Regions from separate parts of the Homo sapiens genome. Here region 1 is linked to region 2. A link is a loop called in an ENCODE intact Hi-C map of the cell type or tissue named here. Cell type or tissue: CD14-positive monocyte. All regions are shown on one strand. Links, peaks and the distances in the headings refer to the core of each region. The heading gives the core; the rest is flanking DNA.

Region 1 (11,944 bases), core at 2,097-10,096, 560 kb after region 2:
TCTTATAACTTAAAGACTATACCTGTGCAATGGGACAAAATTTGCCACACATTTTATCTTCTAAGGGATAAAGAAATTGGATACTCCAGATGTCAGTGTTAGAGGATCCCTAGTGTTTTATGAATGATTATAAGCAGAGGTGACTTTCTCATTCATCTCTGTTTCCTTTGCTTACCCTCTCAATAAGAAATAAAGCAGATATGGCCAGTATGCTGCTAGGGAAGTGTCCTCTTGTTTTGGGACATACTCATTAGGCTAGGGTAGGTGTGCTGTACCCAAGAATTGAAGCCACAGGATAAACCTGGCACATTCTCCTGGTACCTCAATTTTACTTGATTCTAAGTTATTGAAAATCATGCTGTTATATCAAAACAAAGATAAGTTTTATGAAGTGCTGTGCAAAATTAACAAGGTTTTTCAGGTAAAACACACATCTTAAAAGAAATTTCATGCTTTCTGCTTCTAGTCCCTCTCGAGGGGCTCATGTTCATTCTCCTCTGCTGTTAGCAGCATAGTGCAGAAGTCTGAGAAGCACTAGTTTTGGTTACTTAGTTAAAACCCCCGTGACAGAGTACTTTAGGGGAATGTGGATTAAGGGTTACTTAAATATTTGGTCATGTCCCTAAAAAGTGATCGTATTATTTCTCTTTTAGTAACTCTTAACATTTCCACCAATAGTCTTTATGTCTATGCATCCTTGACCATCTATTTTGGCAGATTTCAGAGGAAATGCCATGTGTAGAATTATTTTATCTGCTCAAGGCCTGACTAAAGTTGAAAAATAGGAATTCTTTCTTCTGATTATTCCTCTACAAATAGAGGATGTTATATTTCCAAATTACTAGGGCTGGAGGGAAAAAACACAAACTGACAAGGAAGAACAGCATTGCAGAAATAAGCTCCAATGGCTGGCTCTAGAAGACAGAAGGAGGCATTTCCACTACCACATAGAACCAAGTGTCTGATAACACAATAGTAAAGAAGGAGCTGAAGTAAAATAAGACATTGAAACTTCAATAGCAGCAGCTCCCTGGATTGCTTTCTAGGAACTAGGCACTTTCTGTGCATTGTCGTGACCCTCCTAACAATTCTATTCTATCCCATTCTACAGATGAGGAAACTGAAGCTCTGGCTACAGAGGCTATACCCTTTCCTATCTTGATACACTGGCAGCTGCCTTCTATCTACTTCAGCCCAACACTATCATGTGGGAAAAGAAATACCCTCTTACCTTGAGAGCCCACTCACAATCCACCAGTGCCTTCTCATAGTCCTCAAGTTTCATATAAGCCTGTAATGAAACCAACAGCTGATATTCACACACAATTCTGCATCAGGCAGTTTTCAGTTCACACAGAAAGAACATTCGAACAGTAGAATGTCAGCGAGAACTATCCCCTACCTGGATCAGTCATGGTCCTGCCAGGAAACAGATGGCACACTTGCACTGGGCAACTGAGGAGAGTTGAATACAGGGACCTCTTCCACGGTGAAGGCAGGGCTTAGGGAACCTGACAAGGGATGCTACAGAATCGCAGGGCTAGCAACAGTGGACAGCCATTACCACTGCTGTAATGGAAGGGGCAGAAGGAGGGAGCAATGAACAAAATGTGGGAGGACAGCTCTGCGAAAAGAACTGCCTGACATGAGCTGAGGCCTTCACCAGAGCCGAAGGCCAGGAGAATAAATACCCCAATCTCACTTTTCCTCCTTCCTTCTCATTTTATTGGCTGAATGCAAATGGAAGCTAGAGGGCTAGGAAGCCAAGGAGCCAGTCCACACAGGTCAGCCCTCCAGGGCACAAAGCAGGGAAGGATCTAGAGGGACAGAGAAAATACCCAGCTCACTAGCCACATCCAAGAAGGAAGAGCTGGATTCTGGAGTCTACCCTGCTGTGAATGTTCCAGAAAAACACCAAATGATAAAGGGGATAAAAAAGACAGATAATTAGAGCTCTCATACACTGCTGGTGGGCATTAAAATGGCACAGCCCATCTGGAAGATAGCCTGGAAGTTCTTCAGAAGGTTAAATATGTTACCATATGACCCAGTAATTTTACTCCTAGGTATATACCAAAGAAGAATATAAATATACATCCATACAAATGCTTACACATGAATGTTCATAGCAGAATTATTCATGATAGTCAAAAGGCAACAATCCAAATGTCCATCAGTGATGAAGGGATACATAAAATATGGTATATCCACACAATGGAAAATTATTCAGCAATAAAAAGAAATGAAGAGGAGTTGATACATACTATAACATGGATGAATCTTAAAAGCATTACGATAAATGAAAGAAGCCAGTCATAAAAGGACAAATGTATGATTTCATTTATATAAAATGTCCAGAACAGACAAAGGTATAGAGACAAAAAGTAGATTGGTGATTATCTTGGGCTGGGAGTAGTAATGGGAGGATTGGGGGAGTTGACAGTTGAAGATGGAGCTTTTTTGGGGGATGATGATGAAATGTTCAAAAATTGATTGTGATGGTTGCACAACTCTGTGATTATACTAAAATTCCATTAAATTGTGTACTATAAAAGGGTGAACTGTATGGTATGTGAATTATATCTCAATAACGCTGTTATCAAAAGATAATAAAGCTCTGCTTCTGTCCTCCCGAGCACAGCAGAAAAAAAAAATGAAAGAAGTAGAGTGACATATGAGAGTCAGAGCATCACCATGAAGCCTTAGTATCAAATGCCTGGGGCACTCTTTTAGAATCCCCTAGAATTGGGGAAAATCTTGAAAATCAAGAATTGACTCAGAATTCCGTGATCCATTCAAACTGAACTGATTGAGAACTTAGTTCAATGTTTCTAAGGACTAGAGGAATATAAACAAATGAAAGACTATAAACAAGCACAATGGCTACTATAACCTCTCTATTAATTACTGGACACAGTAAGTGGTCAATAAAGTCTTATCAAATTGCACTAAGTAACTCTGAAGCACTCTTCTTCTGGAAAGCTCCCTGAGAGGCAGCATCGATCATCCCATTTGTACGAAAGGATAGCCAAGCACCAGGAGTGGTGGCTTTTCCAGGGTTCCATCAGCAACCAATAATAAAGCCAGTACTACACATAGGATTGTCCATGATCAAAACTGTACCAGGGCACTGCAACACAATCTTAACAACGAACCTCATGAGATACTTACATGGACAAGCCAATTGTGGGGTCAATGTTGCAACTCACAGGGAATCCAAGTATCCAACCCAAGTGAGGAGGGAGTAGGCAACAGCCAGCAAATGAATTGAAATCATGCCGCTCTTGGCTCCCATAGCAAGGAAGCTGCGAGTGGTGCTTTCATTAACTCATGTTCTGTACTAATTAGAGAAGACGACTCTTTGAGCTATCTGTTCTGTAAAGCATCATCCTTTTCTCCAGGGTCTCAGGTTTCATTTGAAAATTAGAGGATGTGAAGAGGAAGCTGGCATCATTCTAGACAGCTGTGGCCATGATTTCATGGCACTATTATTTAGGATACATGCAGACTCTGAAGAAGTCTTTATGGGTTCCAACAATTTCTCTACACAGCCTTTTACTTTTTTTTTTCTTTCTCTCTTAAGGCTTGGATTAAACACCCTATAACTTCCTCAATCTCTTTTGCTTTTGCACATTTTAAAAAGGAACTACTTTTTCCAAACAGCAATTAAACTCCAGATTTATCTAAATTATACCGGCAATCTATTGATCATAACATTAACTCCAGGGGAAAAACAAAGCAATGAAAGGTTAGGTTTTCTCTCTAGCAAGCAACACTCAATTTACAGGGTCCTTATTAAGTGTTTTCTGACACTGCATGCATACAGGGGAAGCATTTTAAAAATAGTCAATGGTTCAAACGGTTTGTAACACCAGGGAGCACATTGTCCATTATTTTGTCTCTGCATAAGCTTTCTCCTTGGGAAAGCTGAGAGGAATCACTCCCTCAAACCTTTTCATTACATTTCCTTATATTTATCCACATTCATTCTTAATGTGATTCTTCAGAACTAATCAAAGTGCTGCTTAAAAATGAGTGCAGTGAAAATATAATTTAGATGAATCAGAGTATAGACAGTCTGAATTAGATATGTCTGAAATTATATAACTTTTTTAAAGCAATTCAATTTTGTTGCTTTCAAATAATTTCAGAGTAACACAACTGAATAAGCATCAGTAGGCAGATGTTTTTAGAGACCAAATTTGGTAATAAATAAGAAGGAACTATAATTATTCTATTAATTGCTTGCATTTAAGTGATGCCTCTGAATTGTCAACAGAAACTTAACTCCCTTAATTGGACTTATTGTGCTTTTAACGTTATGTAACTAAAAAAGGATTTATTGAACATCTGCTATAAATAAAGCATTAGGGGAAAAAGTATATGGCAGTTTTTGCCCTCAAAAAGTTTATAATCTTGTTCGGGTAATGCAATGTACTGCTAAATCAACCTCTGGCCATCTTTTTTACCGATTCACTTCCTTATAACAAGTTTTCTCCAAAATTGGGATAGTTTAAATGACACTTCAACTCTAGTCTAACATATCCAAATTGCTAAACTAGTGAGATTATACTGCTTGGATTTATTTATCATTAAGTCACTGTCACTCCCCATATGTTTCGGCTTCCGAATGTCCTGTTTCTTGCTTCCAGTCCTCTTCCTCAACATCCCAGAGCCAGACATTCTTAAACTCGAGTTAGGGAAATTAGAGCTGATGAGGACTCTGCTGAGCCTCTCCCTCTTGCAAATGACAGGGCATCAAGTCCACCTCACACAGGTCCTGCTGACATATTCTGACCATGGGGTAATCATGTCCATGAATCTGCCAATTTTTCAGGCCTGTCCAGCAGAGAACTCTACCACACAAAAACTAAACTACTTTTCAAAGATAAGGTCACAGGTGATGGTTTTGTTTCAGTTGAGAGCTATCAGCCTATCCCTTCATTAAGTAGTAAATAAACATCTGGGTGGTTTTTACCTGGTGTTCCAGGAAATTGAGCTCATTTGTGACATATACTAATGCATAAAAACCTTCAGAAACCCAAAATTTCCAAGAAATTGGCTCCAGGACCATTGGCTATCCACTTTATCCCTGTCGCAGAATCTTAAAGAGAGACTGATACAATGAATGAGAAACTAACAGGTGGGCATCCGCTAGGAGTTAAGACTAGTACCAAAAAAGGAGGCTGAAGAAATATGTTGGTAGCAGAATTCTAAGGTCCCATAGGTCATTTCATTCCACTAGTTTTCTCCTTTATCCACAGGGACAAGTGCATGGTCACCATCAGTGATATGATGGAGCTGACTTATACTATGGAGAGAGCTGATAATGGACAGCTCTTCCCAAGTCCTCCTGCAGTGATTCCAAATTAGATCATGGTGAGAATATTTGCATCATGGAAACTGGTAAATGCTGTGTATAAGTCAGCTCCTCCCACACTTAAAACAAGAGCCAGTTCTTATAAACATTTCCCAGCCCAACATCTAGCCTCATCTTTGTTTTCCCAAGTTTAGTGGCAACTATTCCCTGAGAAAGCCCCATGGATACATCCCTGCCTCACTGACCTGGGCTCGGTTGGTGTACAGCACTTTCATGTCCTTCAGCTTCTCCAAACCCTCACTGTAGCGCAGGATAGCTGTTTCATAATTGCCTTCAGCAAATGCTTCATTCCCTTTTTCTTTTAGGGCTATGGGAATATAAGTTACACAGGTGAGCTCTCACCACACATCAGAAAATCTCTCAGACTTTATTCCCCCGATTTTCCAATTCTATTTCGAAGGTCTTCACTTCTATCGATCCTAAAGGGACTTGACACTTGTTTTTTTCTGCAGATACTTCAGGACCAGCTTCTTCAAGTATTTTTTTTCCTCCAAATCCACCCATGTCTTCTAAGTAGATTCTCAGAAAAAGTAAATGTTTCTGCATTGAGGCTGAGAACCATACTAAGCTTGCCACAGAGACCAAATCTGTGCATTCGGTGTCTCATAAAGAGGGTCAAATAATTAATTTTCCCAACAAATATGGAATCATTCAGACCTGCAGCACACACAGCCCTGGGTGGTATAAAATAAAAGTGAAAACATTCTTCTATCATATGTATCTCCCTGCAACATACACAATCCCATCCCTTCCTTTTCCTTGATGTCTCCTCTCCTATCTCACAGCTGTTTTATTTTTCTTTTCCACTTCTTCATCTATGCCTTAGGCTAGCCAGTGGCAGCTCACTCTCACCCCCCACTACTTCCTGAGCATTGTTTAGTACAATTCACTTTGCTCTGCTAAGTGCACAGGGAAGCTTCAGAAAGAGGTTTCACTGGAGGTAGGTGTATCCTACCCTCTGCTTGTTGCAGCAGGAACAGAGAACAGACCATCAATGATTTCCTTCTGGCCAGGTCCCACTGCCTCAAGCCCATCACAAACCTCACCACTGGGAATCTAGATGTCCTCAAATGTCAGCATACAGGCCTTCGTGTGCTCTTTCTAGCACAAATCATCCCAGCCATTGAAAAGTAAGGACTGACAATTACCATCCGCCAAGACTTTGTTTTCCCTTCTTCTCTTGGCTCGTTCCTTTGCATCCTTCTCCACAGATGCCAAGAAGGCCTCTGACAGCAGGGTAATTTCAGATATTAAAAAGAAAAATCCAAATACTATAATCAGTTCTTTAGCTCAAATTCGAAGTGTTACTTTAGAGCCACACGTATGCATATGCACACAGGCACACACACGCACACACACCATTCTGAGGCAACTAAAATGACATTTTCTTCATTTGACATTAAATGGTAATCTGTGTGATGCATTATTACACATGATGGCTATGACTGTGCTTCAAATTTGAATTATGTCTTTTAAAAGAGTTTTTCTTTGAAGAGAGATTTTTTTGTTCCGTTTAGCATAATGAGCTTCTGAGCTGAGCAACAGAGAAACTATCTGGATCCCTTGAACAGGGTAAATTGGATGATACAGAATAACTGAATTGAGTTTACAAAAGGTTGACCAAGAGAAAATAAAGAAAAACCTCTCAGGGACATTCCCGCTGATCACTAGTAACAGAATGGGATGATCAGTAGGTTTTTGTTCACAGGTTGTTTGTAAGCTCAAAGGCAATAATTTAAGGGTCTGGGAGCTACAATCAATCAAAACTGGTCCTATATAAAGAATGAAAATTGGGAAGAGAGATGCTGTCCTTACCTGAGTTTATTTCTTCTGCACTCTGTAGACGTAGGTTACCATAAAAACAAAGAAACAAATTTCAAAAACCACTCTAATTTATATGTATATAAACCAAGAAGGCAAATCAATTACAAACAAGAGGTCATTTCTTTTAACCATCAAAACTGAAGGGCTCAGAATTCATGGGGCTTGCTTTAAATCAGGAGATCTGAGTATGGGCACAATTGCTATGGGACCGAGTCTGCAAAACAAGGCTGCCCAGGTCAAGGGACCTCAGCTGTGGCTTATGAGTTGGAAATGAGTTAGAATACATTACCTTAAAGGTACAGCTTAAATATATCACACAAGCTCAGGGGGTGGAGAGGGGAAATTTCCATTAAAATAGATCCAAAGGGTTGTTTAAAGATAACCCAGAAAGATCAAAGGAAAAAAAAAATCAAATTTTATACTTTCTTATAAAAAATAAATCTAAGAAACAAAAGACCATTTCAGCCTTGCTGGACAGTTTGAGATTAAACTACTGCCTAGGTGTAGGTCTTCTCACTGTAAGTACTTATATAACTTCTCAATAGAAAAAGAAACCTTCATAGCAGTTTGTGGAGGACTGATCATAGTCTTGTTCAAGGTGGTCCTGCATTCATCCTCCTCCTGGTCTTCCTCCATAAGCAGTAGTCTCTTTTCTGTCTCCAGGACAGCTTTCTGTTGCACAACTGGGTCATCAGAATTCATCTCCTGAATTAAATTGGCTAGAGAAGAAATCAGGTGTGACTTAATCAAACAAGATATTCAAAAGACTCTATTCACTAGAAAGGATGGTGCATAAAATGCATGGGAAAGATCTTAAAGAAAAAAATAGAGCAATAGAAAGCAAAATAGAGCAAGCAGAACCAATGAGAAAAAATTAACAACAGGTTTTTTTTTTTTTTTTTTTGCCTAGAAAAAGTTGCAGGTGAGTATAGCTATTAGCTTTAAGGAACAGAGTTTTAAGCCATTATTCAATTCAACAATAATTTATGGAGAGCTCATTATGAGTTAGATATTATGCTGATGCTATAGATAACAATGATGAATAAAAAAAGATCCTTTTTTGAAGAGTTTATGAACTTGTGTGGGAGACAAACATGTAAGTACAGGCAGCTCAAAATCGCAAAACAGCAGCCCTTAACCCTATCCTCACCTGTCTTCACTTTACTGCTTATCCAGCTTAGATTCCATGGTCAATCACTCAGCAGCCATCCTGCCCATATACTCAACTCCCTTGCCCTGCTATCTCACCTAACAGACAAAATTCCAGCTCTACATAATTCCAATTACCCAATTCTACCAGTCTGCATTAGGAATGCTATGTACTGAGGGAGACAGATAGATGCCTGGGGGACTGGTCCAAACTCAAACTCAACTGGACCTTCAGTGATGCCCAGCAATCCTTGTTATCCTGGGCAAGATATCCTGTCACTCCCCCAATGACTTTTAACAGTTTGCAATCTAAACCTGACCATCTCAAAAAGATGCCCTTATTTATCAATTCAGAGAGGAAAGAGATGCCATCGACTTCCTGCTATTAAAACTACAAAACTGCCTATACCTACATCCATCCTTCCTTACTACCAGGAAAAGGTGCCCATTCTTCTGTAAGGTTAGTCCCTCATCCTGGGCCCAGGATTCCATTGTCATATTTTGCATAATCAGGAACGCTGCATCACCAATTAATAATCCTATTGCGCAATATTTTCAACCTATTCCATTCGACCAGCTTCCTTCTAAATTATGTACTTTAAATCTCTCCTAATGCTCTGTCTCCTCCCCTTCACAATTAAACTTCTTAATTCATTTTCCTGTTCTAATTTCTTCATTTCCCACTGAGTCTTCAAGGAAATTATAAATTTTTAATTGTACAATATTTCAAGCATACCGAAAGTAATATAATATTTTTGTTTCTATGCCATTTATAAGTTGATGGTATCTTTTCTCCAGCATGCTTTAATACTTAGTATTTGTATCATTTAGATTTTGCTGCATCACACACCACATCAAAACTTAGTGGTTTGAAACAAACCACCATTTTTGTGGCTTAGTTTACAATTATCTATGTCAACAATTTGAGCTGAATTCAGCTGGCCAGTTCTGGTTTCAGCTGGACTCACACATATATCCATGGTCAACTGTCAGTCATCTAAGTGGCTCTGCTTTAGAAAGTCTGCTGGCTGTTGGCTTGAGAAATGCAAGCAACCCGGGTAAGTGTGTCTTACTTTCTCATGAGTGGTATGAGTGCAAGCCCTAATTCAAATGCACTTTTCAAGCCTCTGCTTGTGTCATGTTTGCAAACATCCTTTTGGCCAAAGCAACACACATGGCCAACCCAGATTCAAGTGGCAGAGAAATAGGCTCCACTCTTGATGGGAAGAAAGGAATTTGTAACCATTCTTGCAATCTACCAGAATATTTGTGTATGTAATATTTAAACAATTTTTTAAAATAGTTGTATAAAATGTGCATTCATTTGCAACCTACTTTTTTCTCTTAAGATGCTTTAGAGATGTGTTCTTGATACACATGGTTCCAGTTGATTCATTTAAACCATTATATATACCATAGTTAATCCATTCTCTTATTGATAGCCAGGTGGTTTTTCAGTTTTTTCTAAAGTAAATAAATGCTGAATTGAATACCTGTATGTACATATTTCCTTGTGCACATGTTACATATCCTTCAGGATATGGCTGTACCAATTTTTACTCCTACAAAAGAGTACAAGAGGAAGTTCCCATTCTTCTACATTCTTATCATCACTTGCTGGGTTAAACTTTTTAATTGTTGTCAATGTAATGGATGGGAATGGTATCTCATTGTTTTAATTTGCATTTCGCTGAATTTGATTGGAATTGAGCATCTTCTTATTGATTTGCACCCATTTGGATTTCTACGAAGAGCCTACTCCTATCCTTGGCCAATTTTCTATTGGGTCATTGTCTCTTTCTTATTAGTTAATATAATTTCTTTTTTAAAAAATTCTTTTTTTTTTAAGAGATGGTCTTGCTATGTTGTCCAGGCTCGATTTGAACCCCTGGGCTCAAGCGATCCTCCTGCTTCAGCCTCCTGAGTAGCAAAGACTACAGGCACACACCACCATGCCTGGTTGATTTGATTGTGAAACAGGGGAGTTCTCTGATCCCCCTCGCAGGACATGCGACAGGGGTGTGGCTTGCCTGTTTAGTCACCACCACTGCTCAAACCCCTGAGGGGAGGGGGAGAACGCAGACGGACAAGTGCAGGAGCCCAGTTGGGCACGTGTTACAGCGTGTCCTTTTAGCCCTGCCATCTGCGGACGACTTGATTGTTAACCAGCTTGACGGACATCTGCCTTTTCACAAGGGCAGAGGGAAGTGACAGCTTTTTGTATCCCGAGCTCTTGCCCAGCATCCCCGGAAGAATCAGGTCACACACAGGACTAAAGGATGAATGTGGGGTTTTACTGAGTGGTGGAGGTGGCTTTCAGTGGGATGGATGGGGAGCTGGAAGGGGGAATGGAGGGGAAAGATGATCTTCCCCTGGAGCCTGGCCATCCAGTGGCCCAACTCCCCTCTGGCTGCTCCCAGCCAAACTCCTCTCGGCGTTCAGACATTCCTCCTCTTTTCTCTACTGTGTCGTTCTGCCATTTGTCTGCTTGTGTCCTCATCTCACCTGCTCGTCTGCTTCTGGAGCCTGGGGTTCAGAGTTTACATGGGCACAGGATAGGGGAGCATGGCAGGCCAAAAGGCAACTTTTTGGGCACGAAAACAGAAATGCCTGTTTCCACTTAGCGCTGCAGATCTCCCGGCTTGAGGGTGGGGTCTTTGCCAGGGAACCACCCTCTTCTATCCACTATTCCCATCTCCTACCCGTATCAGTTGTATATATTCTGGACTGGTTACATGTATTTCCAAACATCTTCCCCTTGGGTATTCTTTGTCTTTTCATTTGTTTTTATGGAATATGTTGTTGAAGAGATTTTCTTTTTAATTTTAGTGTGTTAAATATACCATCTTTTCCTTTACAATTTAGGTCTTTTGTGTCAGTAAGGTTATAAATATACTCTCTTATGGTGTCTTATAAAAGTTTTAAAGTTTTTTTCTTACTAAGGTATGTAATTCACCTAGAGTTGACTTTCACGTAGGGCAGGAGCATTATTTGTTGAGAAGTCCCTGCCAGCAATGTGTCTCATCATCCCTGTTATGTGTGCAAATCTTCTCCAGGCTCTTCATTCCTTTCCCCTGATTGTCCTTTCCAGCACGAAAACCTCCATGCATTGATTACTATGGCTTTATAATAAATCTTGAATGTCAGGTAGGGAAAGTTGTCCTGCTTTTTTTTTTTTTCCTGCAGAGTTTTCTTGGCTCTTCTTGGTCCTTTGCTCTTCCACGTAAACTTTGGAATCAGCTTGCTGAATTTTAGTACATACTACTTTGCGGGTTTTGATCTAAATTGTATTTACTGCATAGAATATTTTAAAAATTGACATTTTTACCAAATAAGTCTTCCTAGGATTAAATACGTCTCCATTTATTTAGCTCTTCTTTCATGTCTTTTAATTAACTTTTTTTTAAATTAACTCAACTGCACACTTTATTCTAATTTCATTGTTTTTTCTCCCTAATGCCCTTTTCCTATTCCAGGATCCCATCCAGAACACTACACGACATTTAGTCATGTCTCCTTAGGCTTCTCTAGGCTGCGACAATTTCTCACCCTTTCCTTATTTTGATGACCTTGACAGTTTTGATGACCTTG
Region 2 (11,944 bases), core at 1,977-9,976:
TTTAGGGTTTTTTTGTTTTTGTTTTTGTTTTTTTGACAGAGTTTCACTCTTGTTGCCCCGGGTGGAGTGCAACGGAGTGATCTCCACTCACTGCAACCTACACCTCCCGGGTTCAAGTGATTCTCCTGCCTCAGCCTCCTTAGTAGCTGGGATTACAGGCACACACCACCATGCCTGGCTAATTTTTGGGTTTTTAGTAGAGACAGGGTTTCGCCATGTTGGTCAGGGTTTCTCCATGTTGGCCAGACTGGTCTCAAACTCCTGACCTCAGGTGATCCATTCGCCTCGGCCTCCCAAAGTGCTGGGATTACAGGCGTGAGCCACCGTGCCTGGCCTAGATTTTTAGTTTTTATGAAAACCAACACAGAGACCCCCAACATCTTGCTATGGTTTGAATGTCCCCTCCAAAACTCAGGTTGAAATTTAATTGCCATTGTGATGGTAATGGCTGGGTGCAGTGGCTCACCCAGATGGGACAGGCTAGGTGCAGTGGCTCACATCTGTAATTCCAGTACTTTGGGAGGCCAAGGCAGGTGGGTCGCTTGAGCCCAGGAGTTCAAGACCAACCTGGGCAATATGGTGAACCCTATGTGTACAAAAAAATACAAAAAAAAATAGCTAGATGTAGTGGCACACACCTGTGGTCCCAGCCACTTGGGAGGCTGAGGTGGGAACCTCACTTGAGCCTGGCAGGCAGAGGTTGCAGTGAGATTGGGCCACTGCACTCCAGCCTGAGTGACAGTGATTAGGCCATGAGGGTTCTGCCCTTATGAATGGATTAATGGCATTTTCACAAGAGTGGGTTCCTGATAAAAAGCAAGGTAAGCCCCTCTTGTCCACTCTTGCTCTCATGTGAGCTCCTTTTAATTTTTGCCTTCTGCCATGAGATGACTCAGCAAGAAGACCCTCACAAAATGCCAACACCTCAACCTTGGACAAAAACTTCCAGAACTGTCAGAAATAAATTTCTTTTCTCTATAAGTAACCATGTCTGTGGCATTTCTGTTACAGCAACACAAATGGAATAAGACACCTGTGTACATGGGTAGAAAAGGCAAGAGATATGTCATAGCTTTTCTCATATGATACAAAAGTGTCATGTTTGTTAAACAAATTTTGTTCCAAGAAATCCCTCTGGCAATCCCCAGAATCTGCTCTGAATGTGTATGCTTATTCAGTAGTGTCCTCAAAGTGATAGAAAAGTGGCTCTTTACTCTTTCCAGTTTGAGCAATGCATATTTAGTTTTTTTCTTTAAATTTAATAATTAAAACTTGGCCAGGCTGGGTGCGGTGGCTCACACCTGTAATTCCAGCACTTTGGGAGGCCGAGGCGGGTGGATTACGAGGTCAGGAAATCGAGACCATCCTGGCTAACATGGTGAAACCCTGTCTCTACTAAAAATACAAAAAATTAGCCGGGCGTGTTGGCCGGCACCTGTAGTCCCAGCTACTCGTGTGGCTGAGGCAGGAGAATGGCGTGAACCCGGGAGGCAGAGCTTGCAGTGAGCCGAGATTGCGCCACTGCACTCCATCCTGGGCGACAGAGCGAGACTCCGTCAAAAAAAAAAAAAAAAAAAAAGCAAACAAAAAAAACTTGGCTGGCACAGTGGCTCATGCCTGTAATTCCAGCACTCTGGGAGGCAGAGGTGGAAGGATCATTGGAGGCCAGGAGTTCAAGACTAACCTAGGCAACATAGGAAGACCCTGTCTCTACCAAAAAACATAGTTAAAATTAAAATTAAAAAGTATTCAAGTGCTAACACATAACGTTCAAAATATTTTCATTATGTTCTTCAGATAAGCTCATAACTAGATCATTCAGATTCATCATGATCAAGTCAGATAGGGTTGGTTTTTGCCATCATTCCGTTCTCTGTCTTGCCAATGAAATAAGAATATTTAGTATAATAGAAGAGTTGTTGGTAATACTATTCATCTTTCCACAAAGCTGAGGAAATAAAAGTTGAGACTCCTCCACTTTAAATAACATGGCTAGCATTTTTTTTTTTTTTTTGAGACAGAGTGTCACTCTGTCACCAAGGCTGGAGTGCAGTGGCCTAATGTCAGCTCACTGTACCCTCCGCCTGCTGGGTTCAAGCAATTCTCATGGCTCAGCCTCCAGAGTAGCTGGGATTACAGGCATGCACCACCACGCCTGATTAATTTTTGTATTTTTAGTAAAGATGAGGTTTCACTATGTTGACCAGGCTGGTCTGGTTCACCTGCCTCGGCCTTCCCAAGTGCCAGGACTACAGGCATGAGCCACTGTGCTTGGCCCATGGATAGCAATTTGATTTATTTATTTATTATTTATTTATTTAGGGATGGAGTCTCGTTCTTGTTGCCCAGGCTGGAGTGCAATGGCGCGACCTTGGCTCACTGCAATCTCCGTCTCCCAGGTTCAAGTGATTCTCCTACCTCACCCTCCTGAGTAGCTGGGATTACAGGCAATCGCCACCACGCCCAGCTAATTTTTTTGTATTTTTAACAGAGACAGGGTTTCGCTATCTTGGCTAGGCTGGTCTCGAACTCCTGACCTCAGTCAGGAGTCACTGTGCCCGGCCTATGGCTAGCAATTTTAAGCGGAAGTACTGTTCTTTTTTATTTTATTTATTTATTTATTTGTATTTTTGTTTTTATTTTTTGAGACAGAGTCTCATTCTGTCACCCATGCTGGAGGGCAATGGCTTGATCTCAGCTAACTGCAAACTCCACCTCCCAGGTTCAAGCGATTCTCCTGCCTCAGCCTCCCAAGTAGCTGGGATTAAAGGCACCCGCCACCATTCCCAGATAATTTTTGTATTTTTAGTAGAGACGGGGTTTCACCATGTTGGTCAGGCTGGTCTTGATCTCCTTGACCTCAGGTGATCCACCTGCCTCTGCCTCCCAAAGGGTTGGGATTACAGGCGTGAGCCACTGCGCCCTGCCCTGAAGTCCTTTTCTAAAGCTTTTTATTCTTTGTTACCAGAAAGTCTTCATTTGCATAGACTAATTCTCTGATCTGCTGGCTCCAGATTTCAATACTTGTTCTCCTTAGAGCAACTGACACCCTCTCTACACAAAAAATGGTGGAAAAGTCCAAACAGTCTTTATATTAAGCACCCTGTTCCTTTGGTTTTAAGTTTCTTGCTATGGATTACTCCTGGAGAAGTATAGGAGACTACAAATACCACAAAAAAAACAATGATTCCAGGACTTCAGAGTTCTTCCACGGCCATCTCAGGTCTGAAATTCTGAACTCTCCTCACAAATGGAAACAAAAAAGACCCACTCAACTTCAGTCCTTAGCATTTTACCCCTCTGGCAGGGGCCATCAAATACTGTCTCTTCTTCCAACTCCACATCATCTCTATCTCCCAAGGGATGGCCATCTGGCATCCTTAAATCCTAATCTTAAATGCCAATAGTTGTTGGTTTACAATCCTTTACAAAAGTGAAAAAGCTGCAGTCCTTTAAGCAAATGAAACTTATGGCAATAAATGATCCCATCCACTCTCAGGGAGGTGCCCTCTGTTTCCCATCTGTGCTCTTTAGAAACAGATTAACCAGTGCTTGTTAATAAAGCATATTTCTCAGACTTGGCTCACAATTTGCATTTTTGCTGTATCTATAAGGCTTCTGGGGCCAGGTGCGGTGGCTCACACCTGTAATCCCAGCACTTTGGGAGGCCAAGGCAGGCGGATCACCTGAGGTCAGGAGTTTGAGACCAGACTGGTTAACATGGTGAAACCCCACTTCTACTAGAAATACAAAAATTAGCCGGGCGTAGTGGCAGGCGCCTGTAATCCCAACTACTCGGGAGACTGAGGTGGGAGAATGGCTTGAACCTGGGAGGTAGATGTTGTGGTGAGCCAAGATTGTGCCACTGCACTCCAGCATGTGTCACAGAGTGAGACTCCACCTCCGGGTTGCGGGGGGGGCAGGGGGTGGGGGGCGGGGGAAGACTTTTGGGAATACAATGTCAATATTCTCTAGGACCTTTGCTTAAGTTTAAGATGAAACTGCTTTATCATTCAAATCTGGAAATTTGAGAAAGGAGGAGTTACTGATAAGCATACCGGGAAAACAAGGGAAAATCAGATTGCCCCAGGCAAACTGGAACCTGTGGTTGCTGTAATTGTAACTAGTCTTCTGATTGAGTGCTGTTGAAAGAAAATACTTTAGACGAATTTAACAGCGTTTAACAAAGCAAAGAACAATTTGAGAATTGGACAGTACCCTGAACCAGAAAAAGTTCAGAGTAACTCCAGGGCTGCTACCTGATCAGATAATATTTATTTATTTATTATTTATTATGTTTTTTTCTGAGATGGAATCTTGCTCTTTTGCCCAAACTGGAGTGCAGTGGCTCAATCTCAGCTCACTGCAACCTCCACCTCCCAGGTTCAAGCAATTCTCCTGCCTCAGCCTTCTCAGTAGCTAAAATTACAGGCGTGTGCCACCATGCCCGGCTAATTTTTGTATTTTTAGTAGAGATGGGGTTTCACCATGTTAGCCAAGCTGGTCTTGAACTCCTGACCTCGTGATCTGCCCACCTCAGGCTCCCAAAGTGCTGGGATTACAGGCGTGAGCCACCAGGCCCGGCCTTGATAACATTTATTAACAAACAAAGGAAAATGACCTACAGAAAACAGAAGTGAGGCTGGGCCCTGTGGCTTACGCCTGTAATCCCAGCACTTTGGGAGGTCAAGGAGGCAGGCAGATCCCTTGAGGCCAGGAGTTCAAGATCAACCTGGCCAACATGATGAAATACAATCTCTACTAAAAATACAAAAATTAGCCGAGTGTGGTGGGGCATGCCTGTAATCCCAGCTATTTGGGAGGCTGAGGCAGGAGAATTGCTTGAACCCAGCAGGTGGAGGCTGCAATGAGCCGAGGTTGTGCCACCGCACTCCAGCCTGGGTGACAGAGTGAGACTCTGTCGCAAAAAAAAAAAAAAAAAAAAAAAAGTAAAGAAAAGAAAACAGAAGTGAGGGAAGTGAGGTACAGAAATAGCTGGATTGGTTGCAGCTTGGCGTTTGCCTTATTTGAACATGATTTGAACAGTTGTCTGCCTGTGATTTCTGAAACTATCTGGTTGGTACAAGAGTAGGTAACAGGCTGGGGGCAGTGGCTCATGCCTGTAATCCCAGCACTTTGGGAGGACGAGGTGGGTGGATCACCTGAGGTCGGGAGTTCAACGCCAGCCTGGCCAACATGGTGAAACCCCGTCTCTACTAAAAATACAAAAATTAGCCAGGTATGGTGGCAGGCACCTGTAATCCCAGTTACTCAGGAGGCTGAGGCAGGAGAATCGCTTGAACCAGAGAGGCAGAGGTTGTGGTGAGCTGAGATCGCACCACTGCACTCCAGCCTGGGTCACAAAGTGAGACTCCCTCTCAAAAAAAAAAAAAAAAAAAAAAAGAGTACGTAACAGCCTATTTACATATCCAGTTAGTTATGGTCTACTGTGTATGGAGAAACCTTTGGGCTGAACTTAAAGTATGTAAGGAGGCAGCTTTAAGCTAAACTTAGCAGTGCTAAAACTCCCATTTTTCCCCTCAGCTTTCCCTATCTTTGTCAACTCAGCTGCAGTGCCACCCCCAGGAGTCTCGCTCTGTTTCCCAGGCTGGAATGCAATGATGCAATCTTGGCTCACTGCAACCTCCGTCTCTTGGGTTGAAGCGATGCTCCTGCCTCAGGCTCCTGAGTAGCTGGGATTATAGGCCCCCGCCACCACACCTGGCTACTTTTTGTATTTTTAGTAGAGGCAGGGTTTTACCATGTTGACCAGGCTAGTCTCAAACTCCTGACCTCAGGTGATCCACCCACCTCAGCCTTCTAAGGTGCTGGGATTGCAAGCGTGAGCCACCTTGCCACCTGGCCAGATAAATCTTTGCAGGCAGTTTTCTCTCTAATTATTCATCTTTCCCAATTAGGGTTTCTCTAAACCTGAATCTCCTTATCTTTAACCTTGGGCTACAGAAAGATAGAGCTTAAATGCTTGATTTAGAGTGCTGTTTTAGAAAGACCTTGGGCAAATTACTTAATCTGTCTGTGGTGGTTTCCTCACTTGTAAAGCAGGTACAACTGTAATACTAACAGCACTTACTTTATAGGGTATTGTGAGAATAAAGTCAGTTCCTATGCGCAAAGTACTCAGAGAACCACCTGACCTAAGTGCTCGATAATGTTAGCTATTACTTCCTCTAAAAATGTTCTATTTTATTTTATTTACTTTTATAGATGGGGTCTGTCTCTGTCATCCAGGCTGGAGTGCAGTGGCCCAATCTTGGCCCACTGCAGCCTTGAACTCCCGTGTTCAAGTGATCCCCGAACTTCAGCTTCCCAATTAAAAATAGTTCTCAGGCTGGGCGCGGTGGCTCACACCTGTAATCCCAGCACTTTGGGAGGCTGAGGCGGTGGTGGGGGGCGGAATCACCTGAGGTCAGGAGTTCGAGACCAGCCTGGCCAACATGGAGAAACCCTGTCTCTACTAAAAATACAAAATTAACTGGGCGTGGTGGCACATACCTATAATCCCAGCTACTCTGGAGCCTAAGGCAGAAGAATTGCTGGCACCCAGGAGGCGGATGTTGCAGTGAGCTGAGATCGCGCCACTGCACTTCAGCCTGGGCAACAAGAGCGAAACTCCATCTCAAAAATAAAGAAATAAATAATAATAATAGTTCTCTTTTCTTCCAGAGTTAAGTACCAGATCAATAAAATTATTATTTTCTTTTTTAGAGACAGGGTCTCACCCTGTCACTCAGGCTGGAGTGCAGTGGCATAATCATAGCTCACTGCTGCCTTGATTTCCGGGCTCAAGTGATCCTCCTGCGTCAGCCTCTGGAGTAGTTGGGACTATAGGTGTGCACCACCCATACCCAGCTGATTTCTGTAGGTTTTGTAGAGATGGCATCTTGCTATATTGCCTGGACTGGTCTGGAACTCCTAGCCTCAAGTGATCCTCCCACCTCAGCCCCCTCAAGGTGCTGGAAGTACATATGTCAGCCACGGAGAGTTCATATTCTGAATACCAAAGCCAAATAGAGTCCACGTGCGTTTTAATTGCATGGATCCACTTATATGCAGATCAAAATACACACATGGATCAAAAATACTGTATTCAAGCTGGGTGCAATGGCTCACACTTGTAATCCCAACATTTTGGGAGGCCAAGTTGGGAGGATCGCTTGAGCTCAGGAATTCGAGGCTGCAGTGAGCTGTGATCCCGCCATTGCACTCTAGCCTGGGCAACGGAGAAAGACCCTGTCTCAAAAACAAACAAACAAACAAACAGTATTCAAGGATTATGAAACCCGAGTATGTAGAGGGCTGACTTTTCCTATACGTGGGTTCTGCAGGGTCAACTTCACAATTTGAGTATGTGCAGACTTTGTTATAGTAGAGTCAGGTGGAGGTCCTGGAATCAATCCCCTGTGTATACTCATTAACTGTACTTCTTTTCTTTTGTTTTTCTTTTTTTTTTTTTCTTTTTGAGACATAGTCTTGCTCTGCCACCCAGGCTGGAGTGCAGTGACGCGATCTTGGCTCACTGCAACCTCCGCCTCCAGGGTTCAAGCGATTCTCCTGCCTCAGCTTCCCGAGTAGCTGGGACTATAAGGGACACGCCACCACACCCAGCTAATTATTGTATTTTTAGTAGAGATGGAGTTTCACCATGTTGGCCAGGATGGTCTCGATCTCCTGACCTCGTGATCCACCCACCTTGGCCTCCCAAAGTGCTGGGATTACAGGCGTGAGCCACCACGCCGGCCTAGTTAACTGTACTTCTAAAATGAACTCATTAACTTTACCAAAAGCTATTTCAATTCTCCACACACTACATTGCCTGCATTACACATTTGACGCAGGTTGGAAATCCATTTATTTTTCAACCAACCATAGATCCTTTTCTGAAACATTTTCTTAACACCTGTAATTTAACCTTAAATAAGTGAACTTTTTAATCTAGGGGTTATTACTGAAATATCTGTGTTTTATCCTCCAAAGGCCATTTTCCTAGCTGCTGAGGAGCTGGCCCTTAAGGACATTTCTGACTAATCATTCCTGGAAAGGAATCCATAGCTTAAAGACCAGTCACACCTGTCAATCAGCCATAGCCTGCGGCTTTCAAACCCAGCTGCTCAGAAGCCACTGGCAAAAAACATTTACAAGAGTGAAGCAGAGAAGAAACATAAGTGCATGTTTCTTTATTTCTTCTTTTCTCTATTCTTTTCCCAACATTTTCCCTTCATTGTCACTTAGCTCCTCAATCCACACAAGAATTCAATCATTCAAACAAGATCATTTTATAATATAAATTATATTTTGGGTTTGCAGTAAATCAGAAGAGAAATCCATTGACTCAGAAAATAACTTATAGGCTGGGCGCAGTGGCTCATGCCTGTAATCCCAGCACTTTGGGAGACCGAGGCGGGGAGTTCAAGACCAGCCTGGCCAACATGGTGAAACCCTGTCTCTACTAAAAATACAAAAATTAGCCAGACATGGTGGCGCATGCCTGTAATCCCAGCTACTCGGGAGGCTGAGGCAGGAGACTTGCTTGAACCCGGGAGGTGGAGGTTGCAGTGAGCTGAGATCACACCACTGCACTTCAGCTCTGGGCAACAGAGCAAGACTCCGTCTCAGGAAAAAAATAAAAAAATAAAAATAACTTAGCATTGGGACAAAAGGTTTTCCAGGAAAAGGAAAAAGGAAAAAAAAATCAATTTCCTCTCTGGGAAAATACGCTGCAAATTATTCCCTGTTTAAACACACCAATTATTTATTATTGCTTCTTATCAATATTATTTTCTCCCCTGGATACTCTTGAAATGATTATTGACTAATAATAGAATTATTCTAGAGCCTTCATGTATAAGCCCGTTAGAGGAATGAGATGGGATTTTCTGTGGTGACAGCACATGTTCCGTGATATCCACTTTTGATATCTGATCACTGTGAGACTTGCCAACTGATGGCCAAGCACTGATGTAGACTTGCTCATTAAATGCTGTGGTAGGACAGGGTGTGTCTAGCTGATTACCATGTCCAGCACCGAGTGGAAGTTAAAGGAGGCTAACAGGATTTACCACATCTAGCCCCAAATTAATTATATTTATTAGATCTGCAGCGCTGTTTAGAACCATCCAGCAGAAAGAGGTTTAATCAAAACTCAGGGCCTACATTTACCAAAGGGCCTGTACACATCTCTTTCAGAGATAAGGGTATAGGAGGTCTGGTGGTCTTTCTTTTTCTTTTTTTTTTTTGAGACAGGGTGTCACTCCATCACCCAGGCTGGAGTAGAGTGGTGCTATCTGGGCTCACTGCAGCCTTAACGTCCTGGGCTCAGGTGATTCCCCTCCCTCAGCCTCCCAAGTAGCTGGGACTACAGGCACAAGCCACTGCACCTGGCTAATTTTTGGACACGGTTTGGCTGTGCCTTCACCCAACCTCACTTGTTGAATGGCTCTGATGCAAATGCTGATAGTGATATGAACAATAAGGTCCAGGTTGAGGTGGTCTTAGATGCAGATGAGGAACTTGTTGGGAACTGGAGCAAAGGTGTTTTAGCAAAGAGACTGGTGGCATTTTGCCCCTTCCCTAGAGATCTGTGGAACTTTGAACTGGAGAGAGATAATTTAGGGTATCTGGTGGAAAAAATTTCTAAGCAGCAAAGCATTCAAAAGGTGACTTGGGTGCTGTTAAAAGCATTCAGTTTTAAAAAGGAAACAGAGCATAAATTTTGGAAAATTTGCACTCTGACAATGTGATAAAAAAGAAAAAAACCTGGCTGGGCACGGTGGCTCACGCCTGTAATCCCAACACTTCGGGAGGCCAAGGTGGGTGAATCACGAGGTCAAGAGATCAAGACCATCCTGGTCAACATGGTGAAACCCCATCTCTACCAAAAATACAAAAATTAGCCAGGCGTGGTGGCGGGTGCCTGTAGTCCCAGCTACTTGGGAGGCTGAGACAGGAGAATGGTTTGAACCTGGGTGGCAGAGGTTGCAGTGAGCCAAGATTGCACCACTGCACTCCAGCCTGGGTAACAGAGCGAGAGCAAGACTCCGCCTCAAAAAAAAAAAAAAAGAAAGAAAGAAAAGAAAAACCCATTTTCTGGGGAGAAATTCACGCCAGCTGTAGAAATTTGCGTAAGTAGCAAGGATCCTAATGTTAATCACCAAGACCACGGGAAAAATGTCTCCAGGCCATGTCAGAGACCTTCACAACAGCCCCTCCCATCGCAAGTCCGGAGGCCCAGGAGGAAAAAGTGGTTTTGTGGGCCAGGCCCAGAGTCCCCATGCAGTGTGCAGCCTAGGGACTTGGTGCCCTGTGTCCCAGATGCTCCAGACATAGCTGAAAGGGACCAATGCACACCTCGGGCTGTGGCTTCAAAGGATGGAAGCCCCAAGACTTGGCAGCTTCCAAGTTGAATCTGCAGGTGCACAGAAGTCAAGAATTTAGGTTTGGGAACCTCTGTCTAGATTTCAGAAGATGTATGGAAACACCTGGATGCCCAGGCAAAAGTTGGCCGCTGGGGTGGGGCCCTCATGGAGAACCTCTACTAGGGCAGCATGGAAGGGAAATGTGGGGTCGGAGCCCCCACACAGAGTCCCTAATGGGGCACTGCCTAGTGGAGCTGTGAGAAGAGGGTCACTGTCCTCCAGAGCCCAGAATGGTGGGTCCACCGACAGCTTGCACTGTGTGCCCGGAAAAGCTGCAGACACTCAATGCCAGCCCATGAAAGCAGCCAAGAGGGAGACTGTACCCTGCAAAGCCACAGGGGCAGAGCTGCCCAAGACCATGGGAACCCACCTTTTGCATCAGTGTGACCTGGATGTGAGAGCTGGAGTCAAAGGAGATCATTTTAGAGCTTTACAATTTGACGGCCTCGCTGGATTTTGGACTTCCTTGGGCCTTGTAACCCCTTTGTTTTGGCCAATTTCTCCCATTGGGAACTGCTGTATTTACCCAATACCTGTACCCCCATTGTATCTAGGAAATAACTAGCTTGCTTTTAATTTTACAGGTTCATAGGCAGAAAGGACTTGCCTTGTCTCAGATGAGACTTTGGACTGCGGACTTTTGGGTTAATGCTGAAATGAGTTAAGACTTTGAGAGGCTGTTGGGAAGGCATGATTGCTTTTGAAATGTGAGGACCTGAGATTTTGAGGGGCCAGAGGTGGAATGATATGGTTTGGCCGTGCCCTCACCCAAATCTCAACTTGAATTTTATCTCCCAGAATTCCCACGTGTTTGTGGGTGGTACGCATGGGGAGGTAATTGAATCATGAGGGCCGGTCTTCCCGTGCTATTTTTGTGATTGTGAATAAGTCTCATGAGATCCAACGGGTTTATCAGAGGTTTCCACTTTTGCTTCTTCCTCATTTTCTCTTGCTGCTGCCATGTAAGAAGAGCCTTTCACCTCCCGCCATGATTCTGAGGCCTCCCCAGCCATGTGGAACTGTGAGTCCAATTAAACCTCTTTCTTCTGTAAATTGCCCAGTCTTGGATATGTCTTCATCAGCAGCGTGAAAACGGACTAATACTTTTTTTTTTTTTTTGGTATTTCCTGTATAGATGGAGTTTTGCCACATTGCCCAGGGTAGTCTCCAACTCCTGAGCTCATGTGATCTGCCCACCTCAGCCTCCTAAACTGCTGGGATTACAGGCATGAACCTGTGATTGGCCTAGGTCTGCTGGTCTTTTAAGAAAATTTTAATGAAGGTTGGGCACGGTGGCTCATGCCTGTAATCCCAGCACTTTGGGAGGCAGAGGCAGGTGGATCACAAGGTTAAGAGTTGGAGACCAGCCTGGCCAACATGGTGAAACCCTGTCTCTACTAAAAATTAGCCAGGCGTGGTGGTGCATGCCTTAGTCCCAGGGGAGTCTGAGGCGCCTGTAGTCCCTCGGGAGTCTGAGGCAGGAGAGCTGCTTGAACCCGGGAGGCAGAGGT

The links. A loop is a pair of places that touch in the nucleus more often than their neighbours do. Peaks named below come from ENCODE experiments on the same cell type or tissue, not always from the same donor. Only the 100,000 strongest peaks of a DNase experiment are listed, where the experiment ranks them.
Region 1: a loop joins it to region 2, with 5 times the contacts of the local background. A loop is called at or near these places in 13 of 110 quality-filtered maps.

What each region holds. Positions count from the first base shown.
Region 1 is chr11:113,319,267-113,331,210 of GRCh38, reverse strand. TTC12 (tetratricopeptide repeat domain 12) reads right to left here. Exons shown (of 22, transcript NM_017868.4): 3 at 7,760-7,923; 4 at 7,196-7,217; 5 at 6,529-6,606; 6 at 5,566-5,687; 7 at 1,232-1,291. Among named protein-coding and RNA genes, the nearest start is that of TTC12, 11 kb to the right of the region's middle. In CD14-positive monocyte, for the core only: no CTCF peak of the experiment used is centred there; no DNase peak of the experiment used is centred there.
Region 2 is chr11:113,878,183-113,890,126 of GRCh38, reverse strand. No RefSeq gene overlaps it. Among named protein-coding and RNA genes, the nearest start is that of USP28, 8.6 kb to the right of the region's middle. RefSeq lists enhancers at 3,967-4,753, 7,112-7,898. In CD14-positive monocyte, for the core only: no CTCF peak of the experiment used is centred there; no DNase peak of the experiment used is centred there.